Regions from separate parts of the Homo sapiens genome. Here region 2 is linked to region 1. Evidence: chromatin contacts called from ENCODE Hi-C or POLR2A ChIA-PET data. All regions are on one chromosome and are shown on one strand. Each heading gives the region's core, a stretch centred on a gene start or an enhancer-like site at or near the end of the contact. The rest is flanking DNA. Distances are from core to core; before and after follow the strand shown. Region 1 overlaps LOC105371912 (a long non-coding RNA gene). Region 2 holds the start of PGS1 (phosphatidylglycerophosphate synthase 1).

What was found. A loop is a pair of places that touch in the nucleus more often than their neighbours do. ChIA-PET counts read pairs that join two places held with the same protein, here RNA polymerase II (POLR2A). Pooled maps may share reads with other maps.
Region 2: a loop to region 1 is called in a map of B cell, with 8 times the contacts of the local background. The contact joins the promoter of PGS1 here to the enhancer-like site in region 1. A Hi-C loop is called at or near these places in 16 of 168 maps with a recorded cell type or tissue (B cell, CD14-positive monocyte, CD4-positive, alpha-beta memory T cell and 12 more), 19 of 37 single-sample maps with no recorded cell type and 21 of 50 pooled maps. POLR2A ChIA-PET finds 5 or more read pairs at or near these places in 30 of 52 experiments (A549, AG04449, AG04450 and 23 more).

Annotation. Positions count from the first base shown.
Region 1 is chr17:78,334,695-78,342,541 of GRCh38, reverse strand. All of the region lies in intron 1 of LOC105371912 (a long non-coding RNA gene), which reads right to left. Among named protein-coding and RNA genes, the nearest start is that of SOCS3, 21 kb to the left of the region's middle. RefSeq lists an enhancer at 1-260 and silencers at 307-416, 627-886, 3,450-3,559. Within about 2 kb of position 4,906, at least 8 of the 41 ENCODE cell types and tissues checked have a DNase peak (open chromatin) inside an H3K27ac peak, as active enhancers do; they include B cell, CD14-positive monocyte, PC-3 and 1 more, where a contact is called at or near this core.
Region 2 is chr17:78,374,385-78,382,231 of GRCh38, reverse strand. It overlaps PGS1 (phosphatidylglycerophosphate synthase 1), which reads right to left and starts at 3,583. Exons shown (of 10, transcript NM_024419.5): 1 at 3,424-3,583. The coding sequence starts at 3,566. RefSeq lists a silencer at 3,298-3,537 and an enhancer at 2,733-3,694.

The DNA of each region.
Region 1 (7,847 bases), core at 3,657-6,156:
AACTCCCCCTCAGCCTCCGTGTCCACCTAAGCTACCAGTGCGGGGCCTGCGGCTGCGGCCCGTGGGCTGTGCAGGCTCAGAGCCCCGGGACCCGCAGGCCCCAGGCCTGCATGTGTGAGCGCAGGAGGCGGGGAGGCAGACACCGCATTTCCACAGGACCCTGCGGGATCAGGGCGCAGACCGGGCGGCGGGGTCCCTCGGGGCCTCCCCTGGCCCCAGCACCTCCCGCCCGCCGCCGCGGGGTTCTTCCAGTCCATGCCAACCTGGCTCGAGCAGGACAAGGTGATCGAGGCTCAGCGGCCCCTGGTCCCCCAGCCCCACGCCCGGCCCGTGGCCATGGCAACCGCTGCGCTGTGGCTCCCTCGCCGGGCAACGGAGAGAGGGGAAGGGAACGCGCCCGGCCGCGCCGCCGGCTGCGAATTCCTCAGGCCTTCCATCAGCCCCGCCGGCCCCGACGGGCTTCCTCGCGGGCTGTGAGGTCAGCGCCCGGCTCCACCCGCCTCGGGCTGGCCCCGCGCCCGGGATCCCGGTCCCGGCCCCGCGCCCCGCCCCCACCCCGCCCGCGGACCCGCCCACCCGGGTCCTCGCGTCCCAGGGCCGGGCCCGCACCCCGCAGCCCCTCCCGGTCCACGCGCGGGCCCCGGCTCCCCGGCGAGTCCTGCAGCTGGGGCGGCCCCTGGCGCCCGCCACCCGGCCGAGCCCTATTTCGGGCGCTGGCGCTGCGGGCCGGGGCAGCCCTGCCCGGAAGGGAGGCTATTCTGGGCCGGGCCGCCCGAGCAGCTGCGGCCCCGGGCTTCCCGGCAGGGTGTGCGGCGCGGGACCGAGGGCACACCAGGGCAGGGCTCCCCTCCCTCCCCAGCGCCGCACCTTCCTCCCAGGCCGCGCCTAGCTCTCTCGCCTTTTTGGCCAGACCCAGGTCCTTCCTTAGGCCAGGAACATTCCCTAGTGCCAGGTCGCTGAGAATGTCCAGAGGCTAAGGCCATCCGGTGCCCTACCCCAGTGCCCTCCGGGCAGGTGCCTTGCCCTGAGCCTGTCCGCCCTGGGCCCCACTTCCTTCTTTTTCTTGATTTATTTTATTTTATTTTATTTATTATTTTTTTTTTAGACAGGGCCTCGCTCTGTTGCCCAGGCTGGAGTGCAGTGGCACTATCTCAGCTCACTGCAACCTCTACCTCCCCGGTTCAGGCGATTCTCCTGCCTCAGCTTCCCGGGTAGCTGGGACTACAGGCACGCGCCACCATACCTGGCTAGTTTTTGTATTTTTAGTAGAGATGGGGTTTCACCATGTTGACCAGGGTAGGGTGGTTTCGAACTCCTGACCTCAAGTGATCGGCCTGCCTCGGCCTCCCAAAGTGCTGGGATTACAGGCATGAGCCACCGCGCCCGGCCCCCACTTCCTTTCTAGGGTGGTCTTCCCAACACCCTGTGCTGACCTGGGTTCAGCCCTTGTCCCCATGTGCTACTTCTCTGCCCATCCTAACTCTAACGACCTTCCTGCCATGGGTCCATTTGGTCTGTGTTGAATCCGCAGTGCCCAGCACAGGATGGCTGCTTCCAAAATGGGTGTGTCATGAAAGCTGTTAAACCATCACATTCAGTATCACATTGCGGACACCAGCCCCTAAGGGGCTTTTTACATACAACCAGCAAACCCATATGAGGACTAGAGGTCCAGCTGCCCTCTTGCCCCCTTGCCCCACCAGAGTGAGTGACCACATCCACGGGTGGTGGCGGCTTGGTGGAAGAAGCTGTGGGTACTTGCATACGTGGCCCTGGTCGCCTTGGGTTCACCCTGTAACCTTAGGACCATATGCTGAACTCCTAGGGGCCACACTTTGCAGTCTGGCCCACATCAATGATTGCAAGGAGACAAAATATGTGCTGCACCATGAGAATGCAGGTCGCCCACATTTCACCCACAATCCAACCCACATCTCTCCCTCCCAAGCAAAAGATCTCCCTGGGATGGTGTCTGAGGATGCTCGGGGGAGAGGAGGAGGGCAGCTGACGCCCATCCATGCCCACTCTCTGCCAGGTGTTTTACATATGTCATGTTATTTAGCCTGGCCTCTCAAACTTTCACGTCAGCACCAATCACCTGGATCTTGTTAAACTGCAGACTGATTCATCTGGCTGGGGTGGGCCATGAGATGCTGCATTTCTGAGCAGCTCTAGGTAGACTCTATCTTGCCAGGACTCTGCCACACTGGAACTGGGAGGGGGAATCCACACAGCAGTTCTCTGAGCTCATCTGCCTGGTTTTCAAACGAAGAATCTGAGGTTTAGAGTCATTAAGAAGCTTGTTGAGCAGTCAGGCCAGCACCCTGACTGACTGGCCACAGAGAATGTCCCCCAGATCCTAAACCCACTCTCTATGACCCCAGAGAGTCTTCCCCAGGCAGTTTACACCCCTTAGCTTCCTTTTGTTTTTGAGGCAGGGTCTCCTTCTGTCACCCAGGCTGGAGTGCAGTGGCATGATCATAGCTCATTGCAGCCCCTGCCCCCTAGGCTCAATGGATCCTCCTGCCGCAACCTCCTGAATAGCTGGGACTACAGGCATGTGCCACCACACCTGGCTAATTTTTCTATTTTTTTGTAGAGACGGTGGGGGTGGGGGGGGGGTCTCCCTATGTTGCTTACACTGGTCTCGAACTCCTGGGCTCAAGCCATCCTCCCGCCTTAGCCTCCTAAAGTGCTGTGATTACAGGCATGAGCCACTGTGCCCAGTCATCCTTCCTTTTTAAAGAAAGTTGACTGAGCGAGGTGGCTGTTGCCTGTAATTTCAGCACTTTGGGAGGCAGAGGTGGGAGGATCACATGAAGCCATGAGTTTGAGACCAGTCTGGCCAACATGGTGAAACCCCATCTCTACTAAAAATACAAAAATTAGCCAGGCATGGTGGGGTCCACCTGTAGTCCCAGCTACTCAGGAGGCTGAGGCATGAGAATTGCTTGAACCCAGGAGGCAGAGGTTGCAGTAAGCTGAGATCGTGCCACTGCACTCCAGCCTGGGTGACAGAGTGAGACTCCATCTCAAAAAAAAAAAAAAAAAAAGTTATCACACTAATACATTGTATTACATGTGTACTAAATATATAGCTATCCTCAAGGAAAATTAATAAAATATTGAACTCATCCCCATGCCCAGTCCAACTAACTCAGTTCACTGCCCAGAAAAATAAATATTATCCACAAGTGGCTACTAATTCTTTAATTAACTAGATAGCTGAATTGAATAGTTTTATTTATAACTTGGATTATTGCTGTAGAATACGGGTTAAAAGGTTTGGCAAGAGCTACCCAAACTTGGGATGGAAATCTGCTGAGAGGAGCCTAGTCTGCTGAGAGAGAGAGAAAGAAAGTACCATTCAAATATGAGCCCAGGGAGAGGCAGGAAACCACTTTCTCCCCAGGACTCTGTACTACAATCTTTCAGGGCGTGCTGGACAGGTGAGGGGAAACCTAAACGCGCCAATGCCCTCCTTCATGAATAAGTAACAGCCGCCCAGTGCTTTGACTCATTCGTCAATAGAGAGTTCACTTCCTGACAAAGAAGCCAGCGCCTTCACACTCACATGTAAGTGACGGAGTAATCAATTGACGATTAATTACAGAGGAAGTTACCAGGAATATAGAATTGCTCTATCAAAATTCAGCGGCTAAGGCAGTATTTTTCAGGTGTGCTTCTGTTATGGAGATCAGACCTGCAGCTGAAATAAACCAGAGTGGTGGTGTTTCCTGAAAGAATATGTCTGCTCAATCTTGGGGGGCTTCCAGTTGGGGGGGGGAGCCTGGGAAGACTGGGTCAGATCCTGGTGTCATCATCCTCCGACTAGGCTGTCATTGTGTCATCTGTAAAACGAGGATGCTGACCTCTACAGAGGGCTCTGGTGAGGTCCCTGGGTTCCTGGCCTGACACATAGTGGGGGCTCAACTGGAGATTCTTCCTTCTCCTGTCACCTGCTCACCAGCACCCCCCTCTGACTGCCCCCAAACCCACTCCTCAATTCTGGAGTTGAAAGGAACCTTACAAGGCTGGTTTCTTTTACAGATGGGTACTTTGACAGACTTGGGTAATTGGGTAAAAGTCAGAGATCTCAATTTCTTTTTTAAGAGACAGGGTCAGCTGGACATGGTGGCTCATGCTTGTAATCCCAGGAATTTGGGAGGCTGAGGCAGGTGGATCACCTGTTCAAGACCAGCCTGGCCAACATGGTGAAACCCCATCTCTACTAAAATTACAAAAATTAGCCAGGCGTGGTGGCTTGCATCTGTAGTCCCAGCCACTGGGGAGATCTGAGGCAGGAGAATTGCTTGAACCCGGGAGGCGGAAGTTGCAGTGAGCCAAGATTGAGCCACTGCACTCCAGCCTGGGCGACAGAGCAAGACTCCATCTCAAGCAAAAAAGAGACAGGGTCTCACTTTGTCACCCAGGCTGGAGTGCAATGGTGTGATCATAGCTCACTGCAGTCTCAACCTCCTGAGTTCAAGTGATCCCCCAACCTCAGCCTCTCAAGTAGCTAGAACCACAGGTGTGCACTACCACGCCTGGCTGATTTTAATTTTTTTGCAGAGACGGGGGTCTCACTATGTTGCCCAGGCTGGTCTTGAACTCCTGGCCTTAAGTGATCCTCCGGCTTCGGCCTTCTGAAGTGCTGGGATTACAGGCATGAGCCACTGCACCCACCCAGTGATCTCATTTCTGAACAGGGAAGGGGCAGAGGGCCCACACAGGGAGTAGGGTTGGGGTAGAGTGAGAAGGGAAAGGAGAAGGGGAAGGTGACTGGGAATTCTCACCCATTCTCACTTCTGCTTTGTGGGTTAGAAACACTGAGCTGCCTCATCCTCCTGTCTCTGAACTTCCTTCACAGCCCATTGGGCCATTTGCATATGTCTCGTTGAAATTCCGGATCACGGCGTCACTGCCTCCTCCCCATGGCCCCCAGAGGGTGACCGGAGCATCACTAGGAGCCAAAGAATGGGGATGAGCAGTGCGGGGTAGTGTTGACCGCCCCAACTTTCCCATGGTGACTCACTCTTATTCAATAGACAGACCATTTTCCTAGAATGTTGCAACAGGGGTATTAGGGTTTTTCCAGAGCTTTCCACTCTCGATTACCCAACCCTGAGCCCCTCGCGTGGAACTCGAGGTGATCCCCGCTAGTGAGGGCTGGACATTTGCCTCTGGCCTTGGCATCCCCTTCATCTTGAACTTTCTCAAGGGGCAGAGCCAGCCTCCCGAGATGGGTTCTGTGCACCCCGGTTGTGCCCGCAGTAGGCTCCTGGACTGTTTTTCTTTCTTAATACATATTTGTTTAATGGATGGGATGACTGGAAATTACTTATCCCTGACGAAGAAACAGGAAGGCAAACAGTTTTACATTTCTTTTTACAAAAACTGTCTTGAGTTTTACCCTGTTCGTCTTTCTTCACTTTAGATTGTGAAGTTTCCAACTCTAACTCCTAAAAATCTTAGTGGAGAGATTCTAAACCCTTCGAGGGTGAGATCAAATCTCCTTCCTCCTTTCTCTCCCCAATCCCTGGTTCATAGTTATGTACTAGGTGCTTAATAGATCTTATTGTATTGGATTATTTTAAAAGTCATTATTTTATACAAAAGATTAGCTGTGCATAGTGGTGGGCGCCTGTAATCCCAGCTATTTGGGAGGCTGAAGCAGGAGAATCACTTGAACCCAAGAGGAGGAGGTTGCAGTGAGCCTGAGATCATGCCATTACGCTCCAGCCTGAGCAACAGAGTGAGACTCCATCTCAAAAAGAAAAAAAAAAAAGTTATTATTTTAAAAGTCAGCCGCTTATAGAGTCAGGCGTGTTAGGTATCATCAATGAAGCCTGGGCTGAGTTCAGGAATCCCGAACCTGTTTGGGTGCATTTGAGCTGATTGCCTTGTCAAAAAGTTCAGTAATGGCTCTGGCAAACTATGGCTTTGCGAGAGTTGGTGGAGGGGATTATAATGGTCTTTATTCCAAGGGAAAGTCTACTGCTTGAGCAGGGCACACCGGCTGGTGCCTGTAGTTCCAGGTACTCAGGAGGCCGAGGCAGGAGGATCACTTGAGCCCAGGACTTCAAGGCTGCAGTGAGTGAGCTACGATCAAGTCAATCCACTGTAGCCTGGGTGACAGAGCCAGACCCTGTCTCTCTGTCTTTCTCTCTCTTTTTTTGGGGGGGTGGGGCGGGATGGGATCTGGCTCTGTAGCCCAGGCTGGAGTGCAGTGGCAGGATCTCGGCTCACTACAACCTCCATCTCCCGATGGCGGTCTGGCCAGATGGGGTCTGGCTTTGTCACCCAGGCTGGAGTGCAGTGGCTTCATCTCTACTCACTGCAACCTCCATCAAGTGGTTCTCCTGCCTCAGCCTCCCTAGTAGCTGGGATTACAGGCGTGAGCCACCATGCCCGACCTAAGACCCTGTGTCTTAAATTTTTTTTTAAGTCTATTGTTTGAACCCCAGGAAAGGAATTTCATTGTGGGGTCACTCTTCATACAGGATGATTCCCTGTGAGTTTATAATAGCTCAGGAAGAGATACTGGAAATTATCACATAGGTACCCTATACTTTAGGGGAAATTTCTCCAAAAAGAAATGCTGGCCAAAAAAAGAAAGCTGTAGGTTCTAAAAAGGAAAATGGTAAGGTAGACCAAAAAAAATCCACAATTCAGACAATTCAATCACAAAAGATTTCTATGAGAAAGAGGCCAGGCATGGTGGCTCATGCCTGTAATCCCAGCACTTTGGGAGGCCCAGGCGGGTGGATCACCTGAGGTCAGGAGTTCGACACCAGCCTGAGCAACCTGGAGAAACCCCGTCTCTACTAAAAATAGAAAAAATTAGCTGGGTATGGTGGTGCACGCCTGTAATCCCAGCTACTCGGGAGGCTGAGGCAGGAGAATTGCTTGAACCCAGGAGGTGGAGGCTGCAGTGAGCCGAGATCACGCCATTGCATTCTAGCCTGGGCGACAACAGTGAAACTCCGTCTCGAAAAAAAAAAAAAGAGAAAGAAAGTTGGTAGGGGTACAAAATAAAGCACTGATACCTTCTAGGGAGCTGAGCTCATATTTCAAAAGGACAGAGAAGAGGGCAGGAGGGAGGGAGGACTCTCAACCACAAGTGAAGGCAAAAGAGCCCCTTGAGCCTGATGGGAGGGGCTGGGGTGCTATTAACCCTCAGCTCCCAATAAAACCTCTAAGAAAACAAAAATGGCTTGGAAGGTTGTAGTCACGGCTACAAGGACGAGCGAAGGACAGACCCAGTCCTTAGCTGAGAAGACCGAATCGTGTCAGATGACAGAAGAGGAAAGAGAATAAAGACCACCGTTATTGAGCGCCTATGTGTACTGGTGCATCCCCAACGCCTGTCCATCCTAAAGCTCTGTCCATCTCCCAACACAGACCAGGGGCAGTTGCTTCCTTCCTACCAGGGAGCAGCTCAGAGGCTAAGACCCTGCCACTGCTTGAAGCATCTCCCAGGGGAATGCAGATCTGCCCCAGGTTCTACCTGCTCCCCTGTCAAACTCCGAGAGAAAGTAGGGTGAGGGTAGGAGGGATCTGAAATCCAGGATGGGGAGGGCGAGCTGGGAAGCTCCACATTGACTTGAAAGTGGGCTGGGCAGCAGAGTGAGACGCTGTCTGGGTAGATGCCAGCCCCGGACTCTTGCTGGCTTTCACCCTTGGCCTGAGATGAGGAGAGGGACAGAAAGATGACAAACAAGGCCACTGTGGGCCAGAAACTAGACTGGGGAAACTAGAAACTCACGACTATGTTACTCACCCACAAAACACTGCAGTGAATCACTAAACAAATTCATATATTCTTGCCCTTAGTCAACAAATAT
Region 2 (7,847 bases), core at 2,334-4,833, 41 kb before region 1:
CCCTACTCGGTACCCCTAGTCAGCTCCTGGAAATGGTTTCAGTATTGGTGGGACCTCAGAATTGCCTTTCGCTGCAGTCCATGTCACTATCACTTCTTGAACATCCACTCCCCCTCTTCTTCACCGAGCCTAACTACTCCGACCCCTCCTTCAAAACAGCTCTGAGCCACTGCACCAGGAAGCCTTCCATGACCTCTCCAAGGTACTGCCATGACCTTCTACCTACTTCTTGTAATTGTTTATGGGTCTGAGCGTCTTGGAGGTGGGGCTGTGTCTTTATCTTTGCTTCCTGAGTACCTAGCACAGCACAGCAGTGCTCAATACACACATGATGAATAAATTAACGGATCCAGCAGTTCCTAATGATAATGAGTCAGATGCTAGCTTAAGAGGAAATGACAGTGCTTCTAAATCATTAACAGAAGTAATTTTAAGTAGAGTTCTCTGTCTCTCTGGCTGTCTCTATGCCTGAAAGGAAACCGCGGCAGTAAAAGGAACGTCCCCTCACGAGGGTTCACTGGCCCTCCAACAGCTGACTCAGATCGACAAGCTAAAACCTAAAATAATTCAAGCTCATGACTGCACAGAACTATTATCAATGAATCAATGATCAGCGAGTTACAAGAAACCACATCATTCGGGGAATGAGAAATTGGGAGGTGCAACTGAATAATGGAGAAGAAAGCAAAGTCAGCAGCTAATAAAGGGTAAGCAGCCACAACAAACATGAATAACTCGAACACCAAGGCCACAACGAATCAGAAAAGAACTGCAAACCGAATAAGGCAAAGAAAGGCTCAGAAACCTACACTACCACTCAATACCGGTCAAAGCATTTATCCTCAGTCCTACCATAGGCATTATTTCCGAGGATTACAAAGCAAAAACTTCTGTCTTAATGCCCAAGAAACTGAGTTGCTGGTTGAACTGTTGTCCCAGAGAAACAATCATCTCTCTCAGCTTAATGAAGGATGAAGGCACACAAACTGCATCCACTCACACAATTTACAAAAAAAAGAGATTAGAAAGTCAATTTAGACTATCTCCACTGCCACACTGCCCCTCCCACCACCAAAAAACAAAAAAGTGGCTGGGCGCAGTGGCTCACACCTGTAATCCCAGCACTGTGGGAGGCCGAGGTGGGCAGGTTACAAGGTCAGGAGATCGAGGCCAGCCTGGCCAACATGGTGAAACCCTGTCTCTACTAAAGATACAAAAATTAGCCGGACGTGGTGGCATGTGTCTGTAGACCCAGCTACTCTGGAGGCTGAGGCAGGAGAATCACTTGAACCCACGAGGTAGAGGTTGCACTGAGCCGAGATCAGACCACTGCACTCCAGCCTGAGTGACAGAACAAGACTCTGTCTCAAAAAAAAAAAGAAAAAGAAAAAGAAAAAAAGCACACTCATGAGAGATTTCTTTTTTAAAATATTTGTGTCAACTGCCCCAACATCCTTTAGTAATCAATTCCAATGTTGAACAATGATTTATAATGAAGTGTTTTTCATATAGTTTAAACATATAGAGGGAAATGACAAAGTCACCTAAATCTTGTCTTCAAGGGTAGAACATTTTTTTGAAACTGTAAACCAAATCTCAGTGGTTTGATGCCAGGACGTAGAAGTCATCTGACTTCGTCACCCAGAGATGAGCAGGTCTTTTGTTAAACACTGAAAAAATGAAAATGCAAAAAATGCAGAGGCCATTTCTTTTACAGCCCCAGTCCTGCTGGGTTCACCAACGTGAAACCTAGCAGGTTTCCAAGAGCGCCATCCTGCCCTGATTCTATCACCTAAAAATTCCCCTAAATCAAACTTGAGTTTTCGATGAAAATCTTCCACCATAGATCACCATGAAGCAAGCTCTTTTCTGTACCTAGAATCAGTACACATGACTGGACCCCAGATCTCTGTACTAGATGTCTGACCCCAGGAGGTCAAATCTCACCCGAGGAGTACACGTACAGATAGAAAATCTAACACAATGCAACCTCAACTAAAGGAAGCAGTTCTAAGATTTTTTTTTTTAAAGATCAAGTGTAAGACTCAATTAAGAAACCTATTTGCAGCCGGGCACGGTGGCTCACGCCTGTAATCCCAGCACTTTGGGAGGCCGAGGCAGGTGGATCAACTGAGGCTGGGAGTTAGAGACCAGCCTGACCAACATGGAAAAACCCTGTCTCTACTAAAAATACAAAATTAGCCGGGTGTGGTGGCTTATGTCTGTAATCCCAGCTACTCGGGAGGCTGAGGCAGGAGAATCGCTTGAACCTGGAAGGTGGAGATTGAGGTGAGCCAAGATTGCGCCATTGCACTCCAGTCTGGGCAACGAGTGAAACTCCGTCTCAAAAAAAAAAGAAAAGAAAAGAAAACTATTTGCACACAAGAGAATTTTTTTTTTTTGAAACAGAGTTTTGCTCTTGTTGCCTAGGCTGGAGTGCAATGAGGCAATCTTGGCTCACTGCAAACTCCACCTCCTGGGTTCAAGCGATTCTCCTGCCTCAGGGTCAGCCTCCCAAGTAGCTGGGATTACAGCCATGCACCACCATGCCCAGCTAATTTTGTATTTTTAGTAGAGACGGTTTCACCATGTTGGTCAGGCTGGTCTTAAACTCCTGACCTCAGGTGATCCACCTGCCTCGGCCTCCCAAAGTGCTGGAATTACAGGCGTGAGCCACCACACCCGGCCAAGAATTATTTATCCCCTTTTTTTTAATATTAGCAAGCCTCAGGTCAGCATGTTCTTGGCAAATGTTTATTTTAAAAGACCACTGCCTGAACAAATTGCTCCAAAGCCTACTTCATCATTTACATAACTTCAGTACTTTTCCAGAACACAGGCCCTTTGAAATGTGTAAAAAGTGTTTCGAGTGGCTCCTCTTCCCATGCCTGAGTGTTACTAAGGATTGCTTCACAGCTTTTTCTGGCAGGATGTGAGAAACGCTCTATACACAAAATCCCAGCAACGGTGATTCACTCACAGCCAGGCTTACCTAAGGAAAAGACCCCTCTGAACTCTCCGACACTCACATCCTGGGGCCGAAACCATGATATAAACAGCCTCTGGAGCTTGACCGAAGCTCCCTGAACGCACACACAGTCCCTCTTTTAACGTGTAAGTGCACGGTGGCCGGGGCTCGCCAACAAGCACGGTGTAGACGGGGAGCAAGGACTGGCCGGGCTGCGCAGGAGGCCCGCCGGCTGGACCCGGCCGATAATGGAGCACGAGCCGCCCACCCTCCCTCAAGAAGGCCAGTGAAGAAGCACATAGGTCAGGCGCCGAGCCCCGGGAGGCAGAAATGGGCCCGGAAACCGGGGAGGGACTCGCTGCGGATGCCCAGGACGCTGGGGCCGGGAGTTTGAGCGCCGGGGGGCCGGGCTGCAGCCGCGAGGGCTGCACTCTCATCCCGGCCGCCCCTCTCACCTCCTGCGCTGGCGGTCCCGGTTCCTGCCGAGGCGGTCGGACAGGCGTCCCAGGAGCGCGGCCAGCCCTGGGCGGCCAGGCAGGAGGCCCAGCAGTCGCCTCCAGAACACGGGTCCCGCCGCAGCTGCCGCCGCCACCGCCATGGAGACTCGCCGCTTCCGCTTCCGCTCCCGGCGGGCGCGAACTTTATTGACAAAGGCGAGCGCGGACACGGCTCAGGCGCGCAGGCGCGGAACCCCTGGCTCGGGGAGGGCGGCGCTGCACCGCCCCCAAGCCTCAGTTTCCCCTCTGGGGGACACAGGCGAGGAACAGTGGTCGCGCCGCAGGAGGGGGTCGGAAGCCGGCCCGTTAAATCCGTAAGGGCGCCAGGTGGCCTGCATTCCTGCAGTCACTCGTCACAGGTCGCGGAGGAAAGGATGCGGCGCAGGGGCTCTAGCACCGTCACGCTTGGCTCCAACTCACCAGCTGTCAAAAAAGCTTTTGTTTGTTTGTTTTGAGACAGAGTCTCGGTCTGTGTCCCAGGCTGGAGTGCAGTGGCGCGATCTTGGCGCATTGCAGCCTCGACCTCCCGGCCTCAGGGGATCCTCTCAAAGTGCTGGGACCACTCCCAAAGTGCTGGGACCACCAAAGTGCGTGTGCCACCATGCCCGGCTAATTCTTTACTTTTTTGTCGAGATGGGGGTCTCACTACGTTGCCCAGGCCGGTCTCGAGCTCCTGGGCTCAAGAGATCATCCAGCCTCAGCCTCCCAAAGTGTTGCCATTACAGACATGAGCCACCGAGCCTGACCACTGGCTGTCAAGATTGACTCCTCGGCCGGCGCAGTGGCTCACGCCTGTAATCCCTGCACTCTGGGAGGCAGAGGCGGGTGGATCACCTGAAGTCAGGAGTTCGAGACCAGCCTGGCCAACCTGATGAAACCCCGTCTCTACTAAAAATGCAAAAAATTAGCTGGGCGCAGTGGCCCATGCCTGTAATCCCAAACTACTCAGGAGGCTGAGGCAGGATAATCGCTTGAACCCAGGAGGTGGAGGTTGCAGTGAGCCAAGATCGAACCACTGTACTCCAGCCTGGGCAACAAGAGCAAAACTCCGTCAAAAAAAAAAAAAAAAAAAAAAAAAAAGGACTTCTCACTGATAAGTGAGGGAATTACTGTTTGAGGCTCTAATTGATAGGGTGTTCTTTAGACTTGTACAACACCCCTAAGGTGTTAAACTTGAACAAAGTCTGTTCTTGTACAAAGTCTTGTAACCTGGTTAACGCTGACTCACTAAGGTGCACAGAACCACGGAAAATCCCCACCAGACTGAGAGAGGAATCATTTTTCACCCTGTTAGCCCCAGAGGCTGCAGCTCCATGGCACAGAACAGCCTAAGCAAATCTGTGTGAGATGAACAGTCTTCCACCCTCCTGATATGCCCAAGTACACAGATATCACTGGCCCCTGGCAACACACAGTTCTATGCCCAAAAAGCTGACGGAGCACATCCTCATACACCAAGAACACTTTTTTTTTTTTTTTTTTTTTGAGGCAGGGTTTCACTCTTGTCACCCAGGCTGGAGTGCAATGGCGCAATCTTGGCTCACTGCAACCTCTGCCTCCTGGGATCAAGAGATTTTCCTGTCTCAGCCTCCGGAATAGCTGGGATTACAGGCGTGCGCCACCACGCCTGGCTAATTTTTGTATTTTTAGTAGAGACAGGGTTTCACCGTGTTGGCCAGGCTGGTCTCAAACTCCTGACCTCAAGTGATCCACCCAACTCGGCCTTCCAAAGTGCTGGGATTACAGGCGTGAGCCACCGCGCCCGGCCCAAGAACACTTTTTGCAGCTAATTTTAAAATGGAAAACTTTGTGGCATTCTGAAAGGCAGGAGAGGTGATCTCTGATCTGTAATATGCAGCTCCCTGGCTGACCCACATAGGCTGGGACCTGGAAACTGGAAAAGCTGTAGGACATAATCATAGTCTGCCGTGTTGTGAGGTTAAAATGATATGGACACGTGGGCCGGGCGCAGTGGCTCACACCTGTAATCCCAGCACTTTGGGAGGCCGAGGCGGGCGGATCATCTGAGGTCGGGAGTTCGAGACCAGCCTCACCAACATGGAGAAACCCTGTCTCTACTAAAAATACAAAATTAGACGGGCATGGTGGCACATGCCTGTAATCCTAGCTACTCAGGAAGGCTGAGGCAGGAGAATCGCTTGAACCCGGGAGGCGGAGGTTGCAGTGAGTCGAGATCGCGCCATTGCACTCCAGCCTGGGCAACAAGAGCGAAACTCAGTCTCAAAAAAAAAAGATATGGACACACTGAAAAAAACACTCCAAAGTCCACTTCCACAGATTATGCAGGGAAATCAACTACACATTCCCACAAGAATGTTCATCTCAGCCTTGTTCATGATATCGGAAGTGTGGAAGCAAATCTTCAGGGTAGGGGGGTTGGTTAAATAATGATACATCGGTATGTTGGAAGACCACACAATCATAAAAATAACATGTTCTGGAAGAATATTTAATGACATTAAGTGTAAAAGCCAAATTACCAAGGAGTAGCGTAGAGACCATCTCATTTCATTAAAGGAGAGGAAGAAAGAGGAAATGCGTGTATGTACACAGAAAGACTGAAAGTAAATACCCCCAAATGTTAATGTTGGTTATTTGGTGCCATTAAGGAGTTTCCAAATTGTTGACAATCAACAAGTATTTCAGATTGGCTTAAAGTTTTCTTTTGCGTTTAGATAGCTTTACTAATACTACATGGAATTTGATTCAACCCTTCCAAGTTAGAAATGGTGAATCATCAAATTTCCTAACTTCCAGTAACTAGAATGAGGCCATCCATTGCATGGTTCCACTTTTGCACTGTTCCTGGCCCACGGTTGTTGCAGAGTAAACACTTGCTGTATGGCTACACCGTCATGCTCAGCGGTGAGCGCCACATGGGCTATGGGAGCCTGGTTATCATCCTAGAAGGAGCTGGCAGCTTTTCTGCATGGGTGCTTTGCTGTGCGAGGTACTGAGACAAACAGCCATGGTACAGGCTCACTGGGAATTCCCAACCTTAAAGAAATGCTAGCAACAGACAGCAATATTGATAGCATGGTAAGTCACACTAATAAGTATTTACCCTAAGGATAACATCAAGGAATGACCCAGTCCCTTCTGAAACCACACATCGAGAGCCTCTGGCCTTCATGGCTAGTTTAAAACAGACAGAGCTATCACCAGAGTGAGGCAACCACGACTTTGCTGGGGACACATACATTTTGAGGTTGCAAAAATGTTAAATAATGGTTTTCAGAGATTGTGCAATTTTTAAATGATTCCATTTACAGGATGACAGCACATGCATTGTTCGTGTCAGGAGGTCTCATCTGGGCTAGTTACTGAAAACAAGTAGAGGAGATAAGACCCTCCCAGACAACAAAGGTGACCCAGAGAGCCTGCCTGGGAGCACTCAGGGTGTCCCAAAGCTGCGTGGCCGGCTCTCAATCTGGGTCAGACACTACTGCTGTGGATGGGGTTTCTGGATGCCCATCTCAATGACTGCGGGCGAGAAGACATCTGTCCTCTGAGTCCCCCTCGCCCTCCTGCCCTCACCCACTGCCTTCTCGTTAGTCGCACTCGCTCCTTCCCAGACAGGAGGTGCCAGGGTTAGAAAGACAGGGTCGACGGGATTGACGGCAGATCCCATGTCTTCCCAAACGGAAAAGGAAACCCATTCATTGGAGGGAGAGTTGACGTCAAGGAGTGGTGGGCTGCTGCCCCTGAGAGTGGGGCAGCTCTCCCAGGCAGGAAACACCAGGAAATCCTGAGCCAACAGCCCATGCCTCACTGCCTGTGATTCACTCCCTCAACCGAAAATCACAGTAACACAAGAGGAAGGCCCCTCCTCCTCTAGCTTGCTTGCCTAGAGAGGGTCTCTCCCAAACACAGGGCTGTTAGCAAATTCCAAAGGGAGGAAGTGGCTGTCCGGCCCACCTTCTGCCTCCAGAGATGAGAAACTGTCCCGAGGGGCTGTTCAGCTGTTTGTGAGGAGCCTGTTCTTTGTTAAAAGGAATGCAGCCTGCTTGCTGGAGATGGGATGAAACTGTAACTGCCCAATGGGTTCACCTTGCCTGCTGCCCAGACAGAACTGATTTATCAAGACAGAGGCATTGCAATGGAGAAAGAGTGATTCACGCAGAGCCCACTGTGCGGGAGACCAGAGTTTTATTATTACTCAAATCAGTCTCCCCAAGCATTCGGGGATCAGAGTTTTTAAAGAGAATTTGGCTAGTAAAGGAGCTTGGGAAGTGGGGAGTGCTGATTGGTCAGGTTGGAGATGGAATCGTAGAAGGTTGAAGTGAATTTTTCTTGCTATCTTCTATTCCTGGGTGGGATGGCAGAACTGGTTGAGCCAGATAACCGGTCTGGGTGGTGTC